Linked DNA regions of Homo sapiens: region 2 is linked to region 1. The links are chromatin contacts, found by Hi-C or POLR2A ChIA-PET in ENCODE. All regions are on one chromosome and are shown on one strand. Each heading gives the region's core, a stretch centred on a gene start or an enhancer-like site at or near the end of the contact. The rest is flanking DNA. Distances are from core to core; before and after follow the strand shown.

Region 1 (7,394 bases), core at 1,933-4,432:
TCCCAACATTTTGGGAGACTGAGGCAGGAGGATCACTTCAGGCCAAGAGTATGGAGAACAAGCTGGGCAATACAGCAAGGCCCCCTCTCTACAAAAATTTAAAGATTAGCCTGGCATAGTGGTACACACATGTAGTCCTAGCTACTTGGGAGGCTGAGGTGGGAGGACTGCCAGAGTCCAAGAGTTGGAGATCACAGTAAGTTGTGATTGCACCATTGTGCTTCAGCCCAGGTGACAGAGCAAGACTCTGTCTCAAAATAAACAAAACAGTGAGACCCTATGGACCACCACTCTCAATGCCCAGTTAAAATTATACAACCCAATATAAAACAAAACAGGGCCTTCAAGGACTAAAACTTGTTATGTAAGACCTACTTCAGCCAGGCACGGTGGCTCACGCCATGCTGTAATCTCAGCACTTTGGGAGGGAAAGCCAGGTGGATCACGAGGTCAGGAGTTCAAGACCAGCCTGACCAACATGGTAAAACCCCATCTCAACTAAAACAAAATACAAAAATTAGCTGGGCGTGGTGGTACGTGCCTGTAATCCCAGCTACTTGGGAGGCTGAGGCAGGAGAATTGCTTGAACCCGGGAGGTGGAGGTTGCGGTGAGCTGAGATTGTGCCACTGCACTCCAGCCTGGGCGACAGAGCAAGACTCTGTCTCGCAAAAAAAAAAAAAAAAGAAAGAAAGAAAGAAGTACTTTGTGAAAGTAATTATCCCTACTGCTTCTCCATTTAACAGCCCAATTTGGCCTGTTAAATTTGGTAAGAATGAATGGTACCTCATGGTTCATTACTGCATCCTCGATGATGTCATTTTACCCAGGAAGGCCCCTATACTCAACATTGTTGAAATTACTGACTATCCAGTCCACAACTAGTAAATATTTTGCTGTGATAGATTTGGCTAATATGTTCTGTTCAGTGTCTCTTTCAACACCTCCTCAGCCATAGTTGGTCTTCACCTCCAGAGAGACATAACATCTCTTTACCAGGCTAACCATAGAGTACGCAGTCTTGCCATCATACACAGCCTTTACAGGAAAGATCTTAACTGCATCAAATTTTCTCCAGGAGCACAAGTATAACATTCCATTGATGACATCCTCCCCTGAGGACAGTCTTTTGACATACTCACAAAGGAGCTCACAAAAGGAGGATGGGCTATTGTGCCACACATAGTGTAAGGCCTACCACCTTGGTTAAATTTCTGAAAATAATTTGGTCTCTGTCACCCAGGCTGGAGTGCAATGGCACAAACAGGGGTCACTGCAGTCTCAACCTCCTGTGCTCAAGTGATCTTCCTATCTCAGCCTCCCAAATAGCTAGGACCACAGGCGCCACACAACCATGCCCAGTTAATTTTTCTTTCTTTTTTTTTTTTATTTTGGTAGATACAGGGTCTTGCTTTGTTGCCCAGGCTGGTCTCAAATTCCTGTCCTCAAGCGATACTTCTTTCTGCCTTGGCCTCCCAAAGTGCTAGAATTACAGGCATGAGCCACTGCACTGGGCCACAATGGCTGACTTAAATTCAAATTCAAATTCAAATGGTGCAGGTCAGTCATCAAACATCAAGGGTGAAAAAAAGACCTGGAGCCAGTTTTTTCCTGAGGCTCTCTTAAGCCATTTTAGTGCTGCTTGAGAGGCCTGCCTTGCTCTCCCTGGAGACCTTAATTATGTAAGTAAAAGACTTTTTCAGGGCCGGGCGCGGTGGTGGCTCAAGCCTGTTATCCCAGTACTTTGGGAGGCCGAGGCGGGCGGATCATGAGGTCAGGAGTTCAAGACCATCCTGGCTAACACGGTGAAACCCCGTCTCTACTAAAAACACAAAAAATTAGCCGGGCGTGGTGGCGGGCGCCTGTAGTTCCAGCTACTGGGGAGTCTGAGGCAGAAGAATGGCGTGAACCCGGGAGGCAGAGCTTGCAGTGAGCCGAGATTGCGCCACTGCACTCCAACCTCAGGGTGTGTGTGTGGCATCATCAGTTTCTACTCCAACCTCATGGTGTGTGTGTGGCATCATCAGTTTCTACACCTGAATCAAATTTGGGATGGGGGTCCATTCTGGCTTTCTGGGGTGGCTACAGTAGATTCCTGTCTCTCTGACTTATTAGCTGTGTGGTCCTTAGCAAAGTCAATCTCTGTACATCTGTTCCTTAACTCTACAATAGAGGAAATAATTTTATCTCTAGTCTAGACAATAAGCTTATTGAGAGCAGGGATCATGTCTGTGTTAATCACCATCTAATCCCGAACACCCAGTGCCAGGGACATAACTGAATCAGTGACTGATTGGGTTCATGAATATCCAGCTTGACTATTTCATAGTAATGTTTTTCAAATCAAGTGAAATAACACTCATTCATCTGTTCATTCAACAATTATTTGTGTACCTCCACTAATCTGTAAACTATAACGCTCTTCAGAAGATATAGCACTGACCGCAGTTCTCTAAAAGTAAAATACATACACACAAACCAATGTAGAAGGAGGATGGTGTTCAGAAACGCAGGCGCCCGTCCAACAAAAGCGGGGTTTCATCCTGAATATTAATAAGCACGCTTTCCGTTTTGTCAAATAAGGTAGTAAACAAATAAAACTAGACTAGTTGAAATCAAAAACTTGGCTGACAGCACAGTGATTTAAACTATCCGGACCTTTACAACAGGGCTGAGAATGAAAGGAAGGGGGCAAGGCTGGAAAAAACGTTGACAGTGGGTCAGAATCACGACCATGGGGCCTGACCCAAGGGGGCCTGGGGCTGAGACATCCGCACCAGGACATTTCGGGACCAAATTCAAGCCCTCAACGCCCACAGGGAAGCAAATGTCCCCACCACCGCCCGTAGGGAAAGGGCTCGCAGAGGCACAGGAAACCGTTTCCTCGGTAACAACTTTCCGTATTACTCCAAAGAGCACGAAGAAAAGGGAAGGGAGGGATTAACTGTAATCTGAGAAGGTTCAAGCAATCACCGTGAGAAAAAGTAGGCTAAAGCCACAGATGGGAACCTGCCCCAGCGAGGCCCGCGGCTTACCTGACGGACAGTCGGAGCGCCCTCCATCGCGGCTCCCTCCGCCGCCGCGGCACCGCCCCGCGCGCACCGCACCGCACCGCCCCGCGCCCACCTCCAGCGCGCGCTGCGAGTTACAGGCTCCGCGCGCCTCCTCCGCCGGCCCTCCGAGTACTTCCAGCCGCAGCTCCTTGCGCCCTCTGGCGGCCGTGAAGGATTCCTGACGATGGGTGTTACCGGGTTAGCCTGAAGGCTTGTCTTTCTAGGGGTCACAATGAGACTTCCCTATTCCCAACCTCAAACTACTGTGCCTCCCAGGAAATGGCATACCCTGCCCCAATGTGCGAAAAGGTGAATTGCTCGGAAACTTTTTTTTTTTTTTTTTGAGACGGAGTTTCGCTCTCATTCCTCAGGCTGGATGGAGTGCCAAGGCCCCGTCTCGGCTAACTGCAACCTCCGCCTCCCAGTTCAAGCGATTCTCCTGCCTCAGCCTCCCGAGTAGCTGTGGTTACAGGCGCCTGCCACCACGCCCGGATAATTTTTGTATTTTTAGTAGAGACAAGGTTTCACCATGTGGGTCAGGCTGGTCTCGAACTCCCCACCTCAGGCAATCCGCTGGCCTTGGCCTCCCAAAGTGCTGGGATTACAGGCGTCAGCCACCGCCCCCGGCCAGGAAACTCTTGTTCCTTCCAATAAAGGATTGAAGTTACTGATTAACTGCTGTACGTATTGCAGATTCTTGGTTCTGTAAACCAAAAATAAAATGCCGAGGCCCACCCCCAGCCATCTAAATGGACCCCTCCTCTTGGCCAAGAGCGTTCCAAATTTAACCTGAAAATCTAGTTCAGGCCATGATGAAAGAGGGGATTGGACATGCCTCATTAACATCAACACAGACCTTAAGTCTGAGAAGAAATATTTATCATCTATTGCCTCGGACACCTGCTACTTGGAGGCTGCATCTGCATGATAAAACCTTGGTATCCACAACCCCTTATCCTAACCCAGACATTCCTTTCTACTGATAATAACTCTTTTTTCTCTTTTTCTTTTGAGACAGGTTCTGGCTCTATTAGACCAGCTGGAGTGCGGTGGCGCAATCTCTGCTCACTGCAACCTCCACCTCCCGGACTCAACCAATCCTCCCACCTCAGCCTCTCGAGTAGCTGGGACTACTGGCGTGTGCCACCATGCTTAACTACTTTGTTTGTTTGTTTGTTTGTTTGTTTGTTTGTTTTTTGAGACAGGGTTTCGCCATGTTGCCCAGACTGGTCTCGAACTCCTGGACTCAAGCAGTCTGCCCCCTTCGGCCTCCCAAAGTGCTGGGATTACACGTGCAAGCCACAGCTCCCAGTCAATAATAACGCTTTCAACCAATTGCAAATCAGAAAATTTTTTTATGTACCAATGACCTGAAAGTTCCTCCTTCTCGCCTTGGAGCTGTCTCCCCTTCCAGATTGAAACAATGTAAATCTTACATGTATTGATTGATGTATTAGGTCTGCCCAAAATATATAAAAGCAAGCTGTACCCCAACCACCTTGGACACATGTCATTGGGACTTCCTGAGACTGTGTCACAGGTGTGTCCTTAACCTTCACAAAATAAATTTTCTAAATTAACTGAGGCCTGTCTCAGATATTTGGGGTTCAGAGTTCCCAACCAAACAGCTATAAAAAAGACATTCTAAGCCAGGCACAGTGGCTAACTCATGTAATTCCAGCACTTTGGGAGACTAAGGTGGGAGGGTTGCTTGTGTCCAGGAGTTCAAGACCAGCCTGGGCAAAACAGGGGGGCCCCATCTCCAGAAAAGAGAGACAGAGAGAGAGAAAGAAAGAGAGAGAGAGGGAAGGAAGGAAGGAAGGAAAGAAGGAAGGAAGGGAGGGAGGGAAGACATTCTAGAACAATTGAGGAATAGTGAATATGAAATGGCTATTAGAGTTGATGTTACAGGATAATTAATGATTTATGTATACATTTATGGATATTCATTTATGGATAATTAATAATTTTTGGCAGCTGGGCGTGGTGGCTCAAGCCTGTAATCCCAGCACTTTGGGAGGCTGAGGTGGGAGGATCACCTGAGGTCAGGAGTTTGAGACCAACCTGGCCAACATGGTGAAACCCTGTCTCTACTAAAAATACAAAAATTAGTCGGGCGTGATGGTGAGCACCTGTAATCTCAGCTACTTGGGAGGCTGAGGCAGGAGAATCGCTTGAACCTGGAAAGTGGAGGCTGCAGGGAGCCGAGATCAGGCCATTGCACTCCAGCCTGGGCAAGAAGAGTGAAACTCCGTCTCAAATAATAATAATAAATAATAATAATAATAATAACTTGTGGCTATGTTGCAGGGTGTCTTTAATATTAGAAAACTCACACTAAAATATTTAGGAGTTCCCTGTTATCCATGGGGATGTAAAAAAAAAAAAGTATTTAGGAGTGAAGTAGCACCATGTCTGCAACTTGCTTCCAAATGCTTCCACGAAGATGAATACACAGAGAAAACAAAATAGCGAAACGTTAATTATTGGACCTAAGTGGAGGGTATACTACTATTCAGTTATTCTTTTACTGTTTACATATATTTAAAAATCATAATGTAAAGTTGAAGAGATGGAAAGGAGTTGAATCCAGTTCCACAAAATGTCAGACACTGAGTGTATTTCTTTTTTGTTTTGTTTTGTTTTTGTTTTTTTGAGACAGAGTCTCGTTCTGTCCCCCAGACTGGAGTGCAGTGGCACAATCTTGACTCACTGTAACCTCTGCCTCCCAGGTTTAAGCAATTCTCCTGCCTCAGCCTCCTGAGTAGCTGGGACTACAGGCGCCCACCACCATGCCCGGCTAATTTTTGTATTTTTAGTAGAGATGGGCTTTCACCATGTTGGCCAGGCTGGTCTCAAATTCCTGGCCTCAAGTGATCCACCCGCCACAACCTCCCAAAGTGCTGAGATTACAGGCGTGAGCCACTGCACCTGGCCATGAGCATATTTCTTAAATATATATGACATACTAAAGGACAAATTACTTAATAAGATAATCAGTAAAAGACAGGTTTCCATCCTCATTCTGCAAAACTTTGCATAAACTGTGTTCTGTTAAACATAAAAAACGTCACAGAACACTAATATTAAGCAAGGCCACTGTATGATCATGATAGAGTAAGACAAAAAGAAGGCCACTGGGTAATCATGTCTAAACACAGACAAAAATGTGAACATCGTTCGAAACACAGAAATGACTATGTCCCTATGCTGACTAATATGACTGACTGCTGCCTTTTTCCCAATAACAGCTTTAGCTTCACTTTATTCCACCTACCTTCTAGATAAGATGTATTAAGATACCCAATCAGAATAACCACATCTTATTGACAATATGTAATCTGGGACAAAGCTCCACTTCTTGAATCCTCCTCGCAAAATCACTGAACACAAACCCAAATCCTGTAGTAAGACCTTTCTAACACCCTTTCACTGAGATGTCCTCATGGTTCTCCATGGTATTTTTTCACCCTCATTGCAATGAGTCAATAAACACAATGTTGTCTAACTACAGCTATGGTTCTCCTGGACTTTGGCTGAAGAGCATTGATATATTTTGCAGTGAAATAGAACATAAGGTGAAAGTGAATATGGAAGAAAAGTTGTTAGAAGTTTGAAGAGAAAGGAGAAATTATGAAATACTTAGGAGCACAGGTGAATGAACTGACTAATGTTTTAGGAAAACAGTAAAACAGTAGCATTGCTGGGCAACACAAATGCCTCATTGAGATTAATGGTCATGTATTTAAAGTGAGATCACACTAATATGTAAACAGCTCCCAGAAATCCCTGCTTACCACAATCAGGGGAATGCTTAATTAGGAGATTAATGGTCATGTATTTAAAGTGAGATCACACTAATATGTAAACAGCTCCCAGAAAAACATATGGAAAAACCATAGTCAAGTTAAAATTGTTAAAGTATATGTCAGAAAGTTCATGGAAAAGGAAATATCAGTGTCTTTTTTTTTTTTTTTTTGAGACGGAGTTTCACTTTTGTCACCAGGCTAGAGTGCAATGGCACGACCTCAGTTCACTGCAAACTCCACCTCCTGTGTTCAAGCGATTCTCCTGTCCCAGCCTCTGGAGTAGCTGGGATAACAGGTGCCCACCACCACGCCCAGCTAATTTTTTTTTTTTTTTTTTTAGTAGAGACAGAGTTTCACCATGCTGATCAGGCTCGTCTCGAACTCCTGACCTCATGATCCACCCTCCTTGGGCTTCCAAAGTGCTGGGATTACAGGTGTAAGCCACCGTGCCTGGGCAAATGTCTCTTAAAAATATAAAAGATCCTCAGTTTCACTCAGAATAGCATAGAAATTAAAACCACACTGAAATACTAT
Region 2 (7,394 bases), core at 3,025-5,524, 340 kb after region 1:
AGCTAGGAATATCAATTAGTATGTATTAGAGTTTCATTAAATATGTTGGGTTTATAGTTGAAATCTCTTCAGTCTAGTACTGCCTGATATATATCTATCTATCTGCCTTTTTAAAAAATCTATAGATATCTTCAGCATTATTTATTACTTCCCTATACAAACATATTGTTCTAGTCAGTGTAATAATTTCTGTGTATTTCCATGTCTGAGCCCCCATTCCTTACTTGGAACAGTTTCTGTACCTTCTTCTCTACCCGTTCAAATCTTACCTTACTTCCTTATCCTAGTTCAAATCCTACTTTTTTTTTTTATGTTTCCACTTAGGTTTTTTTTTTTTTTTTTTTTTTAAGATTTATTGAGATATAGTTCACATACCATGAAATTTACCTGTTTAAAGTGTGCAGTTTGGTGATTTTTGGTATATTCAGAGTTGTGCAACCATTGTCACTATCTAATTTTGGAATGTTTTCATTACCCCAAAATGAAACCCTCTACCCATTAACAGTCACTCCTTGTGCCCAGTTCTTCCCAGTTTGTGGCAATGACCAATGTACTTTGTGCTTTTATGTATTTGCCTATTCTGGTCGTTTGATATATGCGGAATACAACACGTGGCCTTTTGTGTCTAGCTTCTTTGTCTTAGCATAATATTTTCAAGGTTCATCCCTGTTGTAGCATGTATGTCTCTGCCCACTGCAGCCTCCACCTCCTGTGATCAAGCCATCTCCACCTCAGCATCTTGAGTACTTGGGACTACAGGTGCATGCCACCACGCCTGGCTAAGTTTTGTATTTTTTGTAGACACAGGGTTTTGCCGTCTTGCCCAGGCTGGTCTCGAACTCCTGGGCTCAAGGAATCTGCCCACCTCAGCCTCCCAAAGTGCTGGTATTATAGGCATGAGCCACCACGCCCAGCTCATAGTAGTTCTTTATTCCTTATAATTGCCAAATAATATTCCATTGTATGGATCTACCATTTTATTTATCTGTTGTTCAGTTGGTGGACATTGCATTGTTTCTGCTTTTGCATTGTTAGGTATAATGCTGCTGTGAACATTCATGTACAAGTTTTTGTGTGAACATGTATTATCAGTTCTTTTATATGTATACATCTAGGAGTAAAATTGCTGAGTCATATAATTTCTCCATATTTAACTTTCTAAATAATTGTCAAACTGTTCTATGAAGTGGCTGCACCATTTACATCCCCGCCAGCATGTATGAGGCTTCCAGTTTCCTCACATTGTTACTGTCACCTTTTTCATTTTAGTTCTCTTAGTAGGTGTAAAGTGCTGTCTCATTGTGGTTTCAATTTGCATTTCCCTAATTGATAAAGGATGTTAAGCATCCTTTTGTGTACTTTTCGGCCATTTCTACTATATTCTTTGGAGAAATGTCTATTCAAATACCTTAGTCATTTAAAAATTGGATTATTTGTGCTTTTATTGTTGAGTTATAAAAATTATGTATGTATTCTGGATTTGAGTTCCTAATCAGATATAATTTGCAAGTATTTTCTCCCATTTTCTTAGTTGTTTTTTCAGTTTCTTGATGGTGTCCTTTAAGCAGGGAAGTTTTTAATTTTGATGAAGTCAAATTTACCTGTTTTTTATTTTGTCACTTGAGTTTTTAGTATCATACCTAAGAAACTGTTACCTAACCCAAGGTTCACAAAGACATACTCCTATGTTTTCTTCTAAGAGTTTTATAGTTGTAGTTCTTATATGTAGAACTATGATTCATTTTAAGTTAATTTTTCTGTATGGTGTGTGGTGGGAGGGGGGCCCAACTTTATTTTTTGCTAAAGGATAATCATTGTCCAAACAGCATTTATTGGAAAGACTATTCTTTCCCCATTGAATGATCTTGGAACTCTTGTTGAAAAATCACTTGTCCATAAATATAAATGTTTATTCAGCACTCTCAATTCTATTTCACTGATTTATATGTCAATCCTTATGCCAGTACCACATTGTCTTGATTACTGTCGTTTTATAGTAAGTTTGAAGTCCTGTTTTTGAAACTGACCAACAGTTATCTCCTCTGAACTATTACTACCTAACTTAGGCATTGAGTATATGACATCTAATGTATATCATTTGTCTTTATAAGGATGTGCCCAATCTCAATGGGCAGATTGTTAATGCTTTTGAGAGATACAGACCATATCTTATACATCTTTGTGTACCCAGGAGTCTTAATCCTAGTAGGTGCTCATTAACTATTTACTGAGAATAATAATTATGCCCAACTGAGTTAATATTTTTTAAATGAAAAATTTCAAACTCAAGGGAAAATGGAGATAAAAATAGAAATAACTACTATGTACTGTTCACCCAGATAGGATAGTTATTAAAAATTTGCCACAGTTGCTTCATTTATCTTACCCTTTTCTTTTTTCTCTGAAATATTTTAAAGCAAATTCCAGAGAACACATCATTTTGTGCTTACATATTCAGTTTGCATTTTTTAAAAATGTAAGCCTTTTTTTTTTCAACATAACCACAGTGCCATTATTACATCCAACAAAAGTAAATATAATTATTTGTAACACCTAATACCTAGCCCATATTCAAATCTCCTCAGTTGTCTAAAAAATGTCATCTTCATTTGTTTTTTGTGAGTCAGAATCCTTGTGTAATACTTGTTATTGTCTCTTTAATGGATTGATTTTTTATTTACATGGTGAAAACTCAGTAGTACATTTTATCATATATGTTCATGTTCATAGTTCTGAATACTAGAGTACTTGTAAAATCAAATATCTAATTTTATTTCTTAGCCACCTTAGTGAACCTTAGTGAACCCACCTTAGTGAACCCTCTAACACTTGAGATCTGTGGCGCGTATCTCTTCTTGTACTTCAGGAACTCTATTTCCCTGACTTCTGTATTTTCAGTGACCCACTCCCACATGAGGCCATTGAAGGGCTATAAACACTACATTATTATTTCTTGGTAGTAGTGTGATGATCATGAAATGAGTGTGTCTTTGCCAAAGATGACTCGGTGGATTTTGTACCTTTTACATTGTGCTCAGTTAGTGTGTGTATATGTGTGTATGTGTATGTTAAAAAAAAATGCTGGTTTTGACCCATGAATTGATTTTATCATCCATTAAGTGAGTCCCAACCTGTGGTTTGAAAAACACTAGTTTGCTGGATAGTCTTGCAGAAAAGTAGTAGAAATTATTATTTCTTTCTGTACATCTTTTAGGTAGGTTTACCAGTTCTATATACTGCTTTCTTTAAGATCATTTTTGAAAATTTAGGGGACTGAAAATTTTGGCTATGAATATATATAAACATGCACATATTGGACCAGAAAAAGTTTAAAAAGTGATGAACTAGAGTAGGTGATCTCATCATCTGAATAGGCAACTTCTTTGTGTCTGAAACATTCCTTTATGTACTTTTCTCTTCTGTATAGGTACGCCGTCATGAAATACACAAATCGAAGAATAGAGCATTAGTACACTGGGAACTCCAAGAAAAAGCTTTGAAGAGAAAATGGAGGAAGCAGAAACCAGAAACTTTAAATCTTGAGAAAAGAAGATTGTCTATCATGAAGGAGGTAATGCTAAACTGCATTAGAGTTAGAAAGAAAAAAAGGAGATAAATAGGGTTCTTTGTTTTTCTTCAATTTGATTCACGTTGGAGAGACTCTAGTAATCACTGCATTCTTATTCAATAATCTACATGTGGACTTCAAAAAAAGCAACAGAGTGGTGACTGGAGTCTGGTTTGGTGGTTTGAATTCCTGTTCTACTACTTACCAGCTGTGTGACCCTAAGTAAATTATTTAACTTTTCAGCCTGAATTTTCTCATATTTAAAATTATTATTTGCTTGTATTGCTATGAGATTTCAGTGATATAATACTTACAAAGTGAATAGCACAATCTTTGCTTATTCCTCTTTTTGTATATAAGCTGCTATAATAATTTTTCTCAGTAAAGTGATTAGCACAATCTTTTCTTATTCCTCTTTTTATATATAAGCTGCTATAATTATTTTTCTCAGTTTAACAGCAGTGCTGTTAGGTTACTTTGAAAAAAAAATGATGTTGTATGCTTGTCCAACTGAGTAATAAGCAACTTGTCTTTGGCTTAACCTTTTGCCAGACGTGGGGTGTTCAGATAAGTAATCAGATATGTAGGGATAAACAATATGGGAAATAAGAGGAAACTACAGCAAATAACCTTTTTAAATTTGAGCTGAAGTCATTGTGAAGGAATGTGCTTTGTCTGTAGTGTTGCTCCTTGTTCATATTGAAGCTTATGTACAGCACTTAGCTGTCTGACCTTTCACGGCAGCTTTGAATCATACATTTTCTTTTGAGGAATTTGTTAGGCTTCTTATTGAAATAAAGTCTCAGTCTTAGACATCATCAGGAAGAATAATATCTCCCAAATAAATGTTTACATGAGCTTGAGAAAAGAACAGTGGCTTGATTGAGAGAATGCTTCTTTACAGGTAAGTATCTTTTGGTGATCTTGGACAAGTCGCATACATTTAAATGTTATGGGGTAATTCTCAGTGAAAGGCCTAAAAACACAGATCTCACCACGAAAAAAGGCAGCCTGCTTGGATTGCATCAGACTCTGGGCTTATTTTCCTTTCTCTAGTGGTTCCTGCTCATGTCCTGAATTTCTCATACAAGTTATAGATGTGGTAGAAGTAGGTGTTTAAAGAAGGGTGGTGAGAGACGATGAGTGATGTTTCTTTGCCTTCTTTTTGTAGATCTGCTGCCTCAGGCACTAGTATAGTGGTTCTCAACTCTCACTGCACATTAGAATCAGTCAGGGTCAAGAAGCTCCATTAAAAAAATATATAACAGCTGGGTGTGGCAGCTCATGCCTGTAATCCCAGCATTTTGGGAGGCCAAGGCGGGCAGATCACCTGAGGTCAGGAGTTCAAGACCAGCCTGGCCAACATGGTGAAACCCCATCTCTACAAAAATACAGAAATTAGCTGAGCATGATGGCGGGTGCCTGTAATCCCAGCTACTTGGGAGGCTGAGGTGGGAGAATTGCTTGAACCTGGGAGGCGGAGGTTGCAGTGAGCCGAGATTGGTCCATTGCACTCCAGCCTGTCTCAAAAACAACAACAGCAAAACCAAAAAAAAAAAAAAGCCCTAAAGATTAGCTGGGTACAGTGGCAGGTGCCTGTAGTCCCAGCTACTCAGGAGGCTGAGGCAGGAGAATCGCTTGAATCCGGGTTGCAGTGAGCTGAGATTGTGCCACTGCACTCCAGCCTGGGCAACAGAGTGAGACTCTGTCTCAAAAAAAAAAAAAAAAAAAAAAGCTCTCTTTCTCTCTCTCTCTCTCTATGTATGTATGCATATATATATAACTATATCTGGACTCTATACCCAGAGATTCAGATTTAGTTGACCTAGGATGTGGCCCCATGTAGGTGTTTTTTAGACAGTTCCTATGTAATTTGAATGTGCTGCAGGGGTTGAGCACCTCAGCTCTCATCAGGATTCAGGTATTTTCTCTCTACCAGCATATCTTGGGATAATTTCCTGTCAGTGCTTAGACATCTACCTTTTCTTTTTGATGGCCATTAGCATATAGATGTACCACAATTTATTTATCCTGTGCTTTATTGGTGAACACTTAGGTTGTGTGTTAGAGTATAGTTTAAGCTTCTGGAAATAAAAAAATACCCTCCTATATGTTTTGCTTTAAACAAACAAATTTGTTTCTGTTTATTAAACAGTTGAGAGGAAAGTGGTAGCTGGTAGGGAACTCTGCAGTCCTTTATTACACAGCTTCTGTCTCTGAATACAAAATGGCCATAGCAGCTTCATTCAGCTATATGCCAGCCAGCAGGAAACAGGAAGAACAGTGCATGCTACTCCTATTACATGTCACCCAGAAGTTCTGGCATATATCCTGTTGGCCAGAAAGTCATCACATGGCCATTCCCACTTACAAAGATGGTTGGGAAATCTAGCTATGTAATTGGCTAAAATGCAGGAGTTCTGCTGTTAAAGGAGAAACCAAAAGAACATTGCTGGATACTTAAGTAGTACTGTCAGTTACCCACAGATTGTCTTCTACCTTGCTACTATCAATAATGTAATAAATATCCTTGAAAATGTTTTTGGGTACACATGTAAGTATATTTTCAGGATAAATTCTTAAAAGTAGAATTGCTTAGTCAATGGATATGTGCATCTTTTATTTCAATGTTGGTAAATTTGCAACGTCTCTGTTTAAGGGATGCAGTGGACCAAAGGAAGAAGCCTCCTTAGACATATTCACATAAGCTTCATCATTATGTATTAAAGCTAACAGGACCCATCCACCTGAAGCTGGACTCCCAGATTAACATAAATTAAGAGAAAGCTCTTTGGCCAGCATAATCTTAGATTTCATTTGCTGTAAGATGTACCCATGCCATGGGAATCAAGCAAATTAGGGTTCCCTCTCACTCATGGAGAGGCTTTCAAAAAGATCTTATAAATCCCCAAAATGTAATAACTCCTAAAGCCTCTTTGTAATTTCCCAATTCTACCTCATGTCTTTTACTGTGGTACAAAAGGGCTAAGATGACGAGTTTCTGATAATGTCTTTTTTTTTGTAGAGACTGGGATCCTTTGAAAATCCAACATGTGTACCACCACTTACAGGTTTAAGTTTGTGCTCTGCAAACTCATTTGAGGAGTAATAGATAGAGTTAGGCTTGTAGAGATCAGTTTACCTGTCAAATGGATGGGCTTTATGAGAGGAGTTATAAATCTAGAAAGAAGAAGTAAAAGCCAATACACTGATCTTTGATCACTCAAACCATTTTTCCCAAGGGCAGGGACTAAACAGGGGTTTCCAGTCTTTTGGCTTCCCTGGGGCACATTGGAAGAAGAAGAATTGTCTTGGGCCACACATAAAATAAACTAACATTAATGATAGCTGATGAGCTAAAAAAAAAAAAAAAAAAAAAAAAGTTGTAAAAAAAAAATCTCATAATGTTTTAAGAAAGTTTACAAATTTGTGTTAGGCCACATTCAAAGCCATCCTGAGCCACAGGTTGGACAAGCTTGGACTAGCAGAAGGTGACAGATAATGGTTTTTACATGAGACCTCATTATAATCAATATCAGGTCTCAATATGGTTATAAGATTATAATCTTCATGTGTCAATTCCATCTCTTTATTTTGATAGGTCAATGCTTTTAAAAAATAGTAAACTCTTAAAATTATTATTAGGAAATAAGCTTTGTGTAATTTTTCTGGTATAGTGAAAGATTATACTCATTCATTCACATTCTTTCCTAAGCTCATAATTCCTTGTACTTGCAAGACGGCTAAGTAAGAATAGAAATTTGGTTTGTGGGATAATATAATTTAAGTTATAGCAAAATTCTGAAACATCTCTAGAGTGGTATAT

Evidence for each region. Hi-C counts contacts between places; a loop is a spot of excess contacts on that map. ChIA-PET counts read pairs that join two places held with the same protein, here RNA polymerase II (POLR2A). Pooled maps may share reads with other maps.
Region 2: a loop to region 1 is called in a map of endothelial cell of umbilical vein, with 10 times the contacts of the local background. The contact joins the enhancer-like site here to the promoter of GRAMD1C in region 1. A Hi-C loop is called at or near these places in 1 of 168 maps with a recorded cell type or tissue (endothelial cell of umbilical vein), 2 of 37 single-sample maps with no recorded cell type and 8 of 50 pooled maps. POLR2A ChIA-PET finds 5 or more read pairs at or near these places in 1 of 52 experiments (WTC11).

Annotation. Positions count from the first base shown.
Region 1 is chr3:113,834,576-113,841,969 of GRCh38, reverse strand. It overlaps GRAMD1C (GRAM domain containing 1C), which reads right to left and starts at 3,182. Exons shown (of 18, transcript NM_017577.5): 1 at 3,034-3,182. The coding sequence starts at 3,060. RefSeq lists a silencer at 2,970-3,169.
Region 2 is chr3:113,495,616-113,503,009 of GRCh38, reverse strand. It overlaps SPICE1 (spindle and centriole associated protein 1), which reads left to right. Exons shown (of 18, transcript NM_144718.4): 4 at 3,428-3,571. It overlaps SPICE1-CFAP44 (SPICE1-CFAP44 readthrough (NMD candidate)), which reads left to right. Exons shown (of 52, transcript NR_183050.1): 4 at 3,428-3,571. Among named protein-coding and RNA genes, the nearest start is that of SPICE1, 16 kb to the left of the region's middle. Within about 2 kb of position 4,274, at least 3 of the 41 ENCODE cell types and tissues checked have a DNase peak (open chromatin) inside an H3K27ac peak, as active enhancers do; they include endothelial cell of umbilical vein, where a contact is called at or near this core.